2 separate regions of the Homo sapiens genome follow, and region 1 is linked to region 2. The links are chromatin contacts, found by Hi-C in ENCODE. All regions are on one chromosome and are shown on one strand. Each heading gives the region's core, a stretch centred on a gene start or an enhancer-like site at or near the end of the contact. The rest is flanking DNA. Distances are from core to core; before and after follow the strand shown. Region 1 overlaps NUP133 (nucleoporin 133). Region 2 holds the start of RHOU (ras homolog family member U).

What was found. Hi-C counts contacts between places; a loop is a spot of excess contacts on that map. Pooled maps may share reads with other maps.
Region 1: a pooled map shows a loop between it and region 2 (6-fold over the local background). The contact joins the enhancer-like site here to the promoter of RHOU in region 2. A Hi-C loop is called at or near these places in 1 of 168 maps with a recorded cell type or tissue (CD4-positive, alpha-beta T cell) and 9 of 50 pooled maps.

What each region holds. Positions count from the first base shown.
Region 1 is chr1:229,479,880-229,483,671 of GRCh38, forward strand. The region is part of intron 12 of NUP133 (nucleoporin 133); the gene reads right to left. Among named protein-coding and RNA genes, the nearest start is that of NUP133, 27 kb to the right of the region's middle. Within about 2 kb of position 2,277, at least 2 of the 41 ENCODE cell types and tissues checked have a DNase peak (open chromatin) inside an H3K27ac peak, as active enhancers do.
Region 2 is chr1:228,733,469-228,737,407 of GRCh38, forward strand. RHOU (ras homolog family member U) reads left to right here and starts at 2,011. Exons shown (of 3, transcript NM_021205.6): 1 at 2,011-2,536. The coding sequence starts at 2,275.

The sequences.
Region 1 (3,792 bases), core at 1,027-3,526, 750 kb after region 2:
GAACAAACAGATAAGGTGGTAACTCAAAGGACGCAAAGTCAAAGACTGGTCTTTTTACAAATGGCAGACTAAATATGATTAATTGCTGATGAGAAGGAGCCAGCACGAGAAAGGTCAAAGGACAGAGGAAAGGGAGAACTGAAAGGATGTAGTCTTAAGTGAAGCAGGAGAGAGTGGCCTTCAAAACAAAGAGCAGTCTCTGATAGGAAGAAGAGTACACTTCCTACTTTATTGGGAGGGAAAGAGGAACAGGATTTGGGATCCAGATACATTCATAGCTAGTAAGCTAGGAGGTACAGGGAGCTCTTATCAAGGGCTTCTGTGATCTCTGTGAAGTAGGAAGTTAAGTCCTCTGCTAAGTCTGAGGGAAGTGGGAGGAGACTGGAAAAGGGCTGTCATGGTCCCTTGGTAGAACAGGAGACACAGCTGACTGGAGAAACGCAGAAAAACTCTTGAAAGCGTGAAAGGCCAGGGTGAAGCTGGTGACCCAGTCACGCTACAGGTTATGAAAATACAAAGGTGACTATGGCAAGATTTAATAAAAAATTACAGAAAAAGTTCCCCAAAACTCTCATGAACAAAAGATTTAGTGTTTTTTGGGCTAAATAAAATGAAAACCAAAATAACATAAAAATCAATTTCAAAGAAATGATGCTATAAAAACAGTAATATTACCTTAGCAAAAGATTAAACAGACAGTCACACTTAAAAGTGTTATCTACCAATTGTGACCCCAGGGGCCATCTGGCAATGTCTGACGATAACTTTGGGCATCACAAGTTGGGGGAAAGGGTGCTAATGGCATCTAGCAGGAAGTGGCTGGTGATGCTGTTAAACAGCTTACAATGCACCGCTGGAGTGCGGTGACGGGATCTCGGCTCACTACAACCTCCGCCACCTGGGTTCAAGCGATTCTCCTGCCTCAGTCTCCTGAGTAGCTGAGATTACAGGCATGTGCCACCACACCCAGCTATTTTTTTTTTTTTTTTTTTTTAAGAAGAGACAAGGTTTCACCATGTTGGTCAGGCTGGTCTCGAAGTCCTGATCTCAAATGATCTGCCTGCCTTGGCCTCCAAAGTACTGGGATTACAGGTGTGAACCATCACACCCGGCCTCAAATGACAATGTTAATGGGGTTGAGAAATCCAGCTTTAAAGGCACCACAATTCTGTTTGTAAGGAGTCTACATCTTTAAGAGAGCTAGCTGACACTCCCCCAGAAATCATCCCTTATTAAGTCCATAGTACTTCACCCATGTTGGGCAGGATGAGTTCAGCACAGCTGTGCTACAGGGCCCATGACACTGTTCCTGAGGGTACTGCTTGCTCAGGACTTAGATCAGGGGTCCCTTCTTGTGCCTAATAATTTTCCCCTGTAAAACATCTTAAGATGACTACACCAGGTTGAATAGTGTCTCCCACAAATTCATATCTACCCAGTGCCTCAAAATGCAACCTTATTTGGAAATAAGGTTTTTGCAGATACAATTTGTTAAATTATGATGAGTCTAAATCCAATGACTGATGTCCTTATAAGAAGGCCACGTGGGCTGGGCATGGTGGCTCACACCTGTAATCCCAGCACTCTGGGAGGCTGTGGTGGGTGGATCTTGAGTCCAGGAGTTTGAGCCCAGCCTGGCCAACATGGTGAAACCTCGTCTCTATTAAAAATTCAAAAAATTAGCCGGGCATGGCAGTGTGCACCTGCTGCTTGGGAGGCTGAGGCAGAAGAATTGCTTGAACCAGGGAGGCAGAGGTTGCAGTGAGCCGAGATCACACCACTGCACTCTGGCCTGGATGACAGAGTGAGACTCTGTCTCAAAAAAAAAAAAAAAGGCCATGTGAATGTGAGGACAGCTACGTGACAATGGAGGCAGAAACTGGAGTGACACATCTACAAACCAAGGATTGCTAGCAGCCACCCGGAGCTGAGAGAGGTGAAGACAGATCCTTTCTCAGAGCTTTCAGAGGGAGGGCCCTGCTCATGCCTCGCTCTCAGACTTCTGGCCTCCAGAACTGTGAGAGAAGACACTTGCGTTGTTTGAAGCTCCTGGCTTGTGGTGATTTGTTATGGCAGCCACAGGAAACAAATCTAATGACTGGTCACTTGCTGCATTATCATTTACATTTTGAGATGCCACAAATGTGACAGAATTTTAATTACAGGATAAACTTGTGAAAGATAAAAACACAGTACTTCAACTGAGATTTTTGAAGACTGAACCATGTAAAAGAACAAGATTAAAAGAATATAATTTTAAACAGAAACAAAAAACTTGCCTAATGGTGCCCCCTTCTGGTGACAAACTAAGCTCAGTAGATCACGAGGTACAGAATGTTAGAACTGTAAAAGCACTTTGGAATCTGTTGTCTCTGTGAGTGAGCCGCTATGCATCAGACACCAGTATGAGTGGGATTATGGAACCATGGGCTCAGAACTGGGGGAAATGAAGGTAGTACACTCAGTATATTCCTTCAAAACAAAGATCTGACGATAAACTAATGATCCTTTAGCCATGCTAACTCCCACCCCACTCAATACTTCGAAAAGGAAGAAACAGAAACACAATGGCAGAAATGTTCAGCATCTGTCCAAAGTTTCCCACAGCTAACAAGGGGCAGAGCAGGGGGGCTGGATCACCATTTTCCTGAGTATTTATTCAAATGTGAATTTGCCATACCTTTTAAGGAAAGTACCAGAATACATGAGCAGAATACATGTCTAAGATAAACTGAAATCTGCATTTGCCTTAAACCCAGAAGAGTATTAGAGCAGCAAGTGTGACCAAGTGAGGACAATCACTCCCCACCCCATACGCGCATCTGCTTAGGCACGCTCTCACTACAGCTGGACTTGCTCTGGCCAACAGGACACTAGCAAACGCCATCCAAGCAAAGACTTAAAGAGTGTGCACTGACACTTGTTCTCTTGCCACTCTAGAACCCTGTGATACATGAATAAGCCCAGGGCAGCCTGCTAGTTGAGGAGACATCACAGGAATAGAGAGCGAGCTGGCCAGCCTATGGCCCAGAAATGTGAGTACGGTAAAGAGCAGCCAGCCCAGCTGCAGACCAAAATGAGTGAGCCTACTCCGAAAAGTAAAACTGCCCCGAGTCCAGCCCCAACAGTCAAACTGCAGAATTGTCAGCTATGTTAAATGAGTCACTAAGGTTTGTGGTGATTTTGCGTAAAGCAAAACTCAACTAATAGGCCAGGTCTAATTCTTTTGCTTTTTTTGAGACAGGGACTTGATCTGTCACTCAGGCTAGAATGCAGTGGTGTGATTATGGCTCACAGTAGACTTGGCCTCCCGGGCTCATATGATCCTCCCAACTCAGCCTCTGAGTAGCTGGGACTAGAGGCGTGCATCACCATGCCCGGCTAATTATTTTTAAAATTTTTCTTTGTAGAGATGAGGTCTATGTTGTCCAGACTGGTCTCGAACTTCCGGGCTCAAGAGATCCTTCTGCCTCAGCCTCCCAAAGTGCTGGAATTACAGGTGTGAGCCACCACACCAGGCCATAATTCTTTAATATTACCAATAAAACTTTGCATGCGGCTGGAAGTGGTGGCTCACGCCTGTAATCCCAGCACTTTAGGAGTCAGCCTAAAATCAGGAGTTTGAGACTAGCCTGGCCAACATGGTGAAACTCCATCTCTACTAAAAATAAAAAAATTAGCTAGGTGTAGTGGTACACGCCTGCAGTCCCAGCTACTTGGGAGGCTGAGGCAGGAGAATCGCTTGAACCCGGGAGGCGGAGTTTGCAGTGAGCCAAGATCGCGCCACTGCAC
Region 2 (3,939 bases), core at 761-3,260:
GCTAATTTTTTTATTTTTGGTAGAGACAGGGTTTCGCCATGTTGGCCAAGCTGGTCTCGAACTCGTGGCCTCAACCGGTCTGACTGCTTCAGCCCCCCAAAGTGTTGGGATTACAGGCGTGAGCCACCGCACCAGCCGATATTAGGTGCTTTATGATGGAAAGAATTGCCAGACTAGCTTCCAGCTCTGCCCATCTCAAGCTCTGCTACTCTTGCTACTGGAACCCTTCTAGTGTTGGGGAAAGTAAGACAGTTAAGGGCACCAATGTGACTCTCACAGAGGGTCATAGGTATGTCAGTGGTAGCCATTCCTATACCTGGATGGCTAGCAACAACATATCTACATAGGAGAACTGTAAACCACATAAATATATCCTGTCATCACAGCCAGGGCGAGGGAGAGGCAAGTCAGGTACCTGAGGCTCAAAACTTAACATTGGCACTTGCCTGACCCTGAGAGTAAGGGCCCTCTAAATTTGTTGTTTTTTGATATTGCCTCTGAATGCTCAATTTGTCATAAATTTTGCATCCTTGACATCCCCCTTATCTCACCTTCATCCTGATTCTGTATCCCATTACACCCAAACAACCTGTTTGGGTCTCCCCAACTTCACTTTCTTTGGCTGATCCCCAAAATCTTCATGGCCTCTTCAAAGTCACTCAATATGAGGGTAAGTTACAGTTTAAAAAGACAGTGAACATAACTGGTGGTGATTAAAATACTTTTTTTTTTTTCAAAATTTACAGAAACATATTACCACGTGTACACATTGCTAGGTCTTCCAATGTGAAAGTGTCCTTTGCAAGTCAGGGGTCCTGGATTCAAGCTTCTAACTTCTTGATAAATCCATCTCTGCATTCTGACCATGGCCATACGTTCAAGATTACGTTTATCATACTGACTTATTTTTGCCTCCAGGATTTTGGTTAGAAGCTCAGGCTCTGGGGCTAGACTATTTGGGTTTGGATCCTGGCATTGCCACTTACTAGCTTGTGGAATCCCAAAACGTTACTTAATATCTCTGTGCCTCAGGTGTTCTCATCTGTAAGTAATGTTAAGATTAAAAGAATTAGTTCTTGAAGAGTGCTTACAACAGTATCTGACACATTATGAAAGTTCAGTATTTGTTATTGTTATTTTTACTACCACTAGTATCAATGTGTATTAATAATATGTGGCCCTTCTCACACCACGCTGTACACCCCCAGGACTCTTGGTATTCTGACTTGGCTAAGAGGCGTCCTTTTTCTGAATAGACTGTTGACCACATGTAGAAGGAAGGCAGAGAGAGAAATGAATCAAAGGGAAACGGAATATTTTTTCAGACATATTAATGTCTCCGAATTACCTTTAAGTAAATGAAGGAATTGGGGGTATAAAAAAATTTCTGGAGCATACATGTATAAAGGTTCACGGCATGCCGAAAGACAAAGTCAAAGGAGCATTCACAATGGAGCTGGCATCCTTTTGCTTCAAAATGAGAAAAAATCACACGATCAGCTGCAGTTAGACTTAAGGAAAAAAGCTGTCTGTTAATTCAATCTCATTCGCAGGACAGGCCTCCAGGACACTTCATTTTTCCCCCTGGGTGGAGCCGTGGCCAGCCGGGGGCTCCACGGAGTGAATAGGAGGCGGCTCAGGCTTCCTGGCTCGCGTGGGCGCCAGAAAGCGGAACCTCCCGGGCCAGTCGCGCGGTGGTCACCCTCTTGGGAGCTGGGGAGGAGGCTGCGGAGGCTGGCCCGGCTCCTTCGGGCGTCGCTTCCCGGACCGGGTGCGCGGGGTCCCCCGGAACGTGTGTTCCAGGTCCTCCCGCGCCAGTGTTCGCAGTCCCCGCCTGGTCGCGGCGGCGCCTCGGGCGCGGGTGCAGGCGCGCGGCGCGCAGGCGGGGGGCGCTGTGGTCTTGGCGCGGGGACCGAGCCGCTCGGCCAGACCCGCCTCTTTTCCCTCCCCGCCAGCCCGCCCGCCTGCCCGCCCCCCACGCGTCGTGTCGCCGGGAAGCCGGGCGGAGACAGAGCGCTTGGGATCCACGGCGCTCGGACCGCTGTCCTCCAACAGCGCAGGGCAGAGCGGCTGGCGCCGCCGGAGCGCGGAGCCACGACCCTCCCTGGCCGCCTTTGTCTACTGGCCGTGCGGCCCGGAACCGCCACTCTCCAGGGCCGGGGACGCGCCCGCAGCTGTCGGTGACAGCTCCTCCCTACCGCAACCCTCCGGGGCGGAGGGGCGGTCGGGCCGGGCCCTGCTAGCCCGCGACCGCAAGCCCGCGCTCGCGGATCGATGCCCCCGCAGCAGGGGGACCCCGCGTTCCCCGACCGCTGCGAGGCGCCTCCGGTGCCGCCGCGTCGGGAGCGCGGTGGACGCGGGGGACGCGGGCCTGGGGAGCCGGGGGGCCGGGGGCGTGCGGGGGGTGCCGAGGGGCGCGGCGTCAAGTGCGTGCTGGTCGGCGACGGCGCGGTGGGCAAGACGAGCCTGGTGGTGAGCTACACCACCAACGGCTACCCCACCGAGTACATCCCTACTGCCTTCGACAACTTCTCCGGTGAGCTGGCCGGGGGGCCGGGGCCGGGGGCGCGTGGCCGCGGTCCACCCAGGGGAAGGAAGGTGGCGCGAGGGTCGCGAGGTTCCCAAGGGGGCTGCAGGGCCCCGGGCGCGGCTCCAGCTGGGAAGCCGGACAAATGAGGAGTGCAGGACGTTTCCTGAGTCTCAGGGACCGGGCAAGCGCGGAGCTAACACGAAAGGACCACGGCGGAGTGGGCTTGGAGAGAGGAGGGCGGAGCGGCAGTCAGAGCCTTGCCAAAAAAAAAAAAAAAAAAAATCTCACAATTTAAGCAACAGATAAGTAGGAGTGAAACAGGTTGAGTTCAGGGTGCCCGGTCAGTTTGTTGCATAGAGCAAAGTTTCCTGAGGGCGACGTCGCTGGCGCCGCTGCAGAGTTTCAATCAGAAGGTGACGCGCAGGTGCCTTTACCTGAGCGTCGCTCCTTTGCTTTTAGGCGGCTCAGCTCACAAGGGGCGTCTCCGCTTTAAAGAGCCGCGGAGACGCCGGGAAAACACTTGATTTAGTGAAAAAGCGCGAGCGGCCCTCGTGAAGGCTTAGGTTTGGATGAAACCTGAAGAGTAAACACCATTTCTTTCTTCTGAGCCCCACCACCTTCCCTGCCCACATGGGCTCGGATTCTGATTGTTGGTATCTTTTCAGGATCCCTTTAAGCTACTTAAAGCTCCTATGTACCGGGTGCGATGCCATTTCCCTTGGTAGATACAAAGAGAAAGGAATTCTCTATCTTGCTATTCAGGTCTTTTTGAAATTTAAGAAAAAGTTAAAATTCACAGAAACTAGTATGAAACACTTAACTGTCTTGCTTCTTTAAAAAAAAATTGCTTCTCTGACCTTCCTTTCATCCCAAAGGTACCTTAGAGAAATGGGTGCTGTACTGGTGGGTTCCCACCGCAGGGTATTGTTTCTTCCCCTCCCCCCACCCCACCCCTGCAGCTGACTAGTATAAATATTTAGAAACAATTAGAAAGTTGTGTAGAAAGAGACAAAACTGACTGCTTAATTAAAATAGAAACCTCCACAACATGTCCTGCTGCAGGCCTCTCCACACTCCCCGAGTCCCCGGATCCCAGTGGAAAGGGGGCCATGGCTTTCTTTTTTCTTTTTTAATCCTCCTTTTGACCTGACATAGAGATAAGGAGTGCCCTCATTTCTTAAACAGGACAATGCGGGCAGCCTGTGTTTGCACATGTTCTCAAAACACACTAGAATTGTATGATAAACCCTGAAGTTGGGGAACCTTTCCCAAGGGAAAACAGAATTATTTGTGAGGTTTTCCACTGATTTAAAACTGCAGGGTTGCTTCCCATTTACCCCCAGTGTTGTTTTTAGGTCCTTTGAAACAAGTGTGACAGGAAAATAAATCTTCCAGGACTGGGAGAAAAG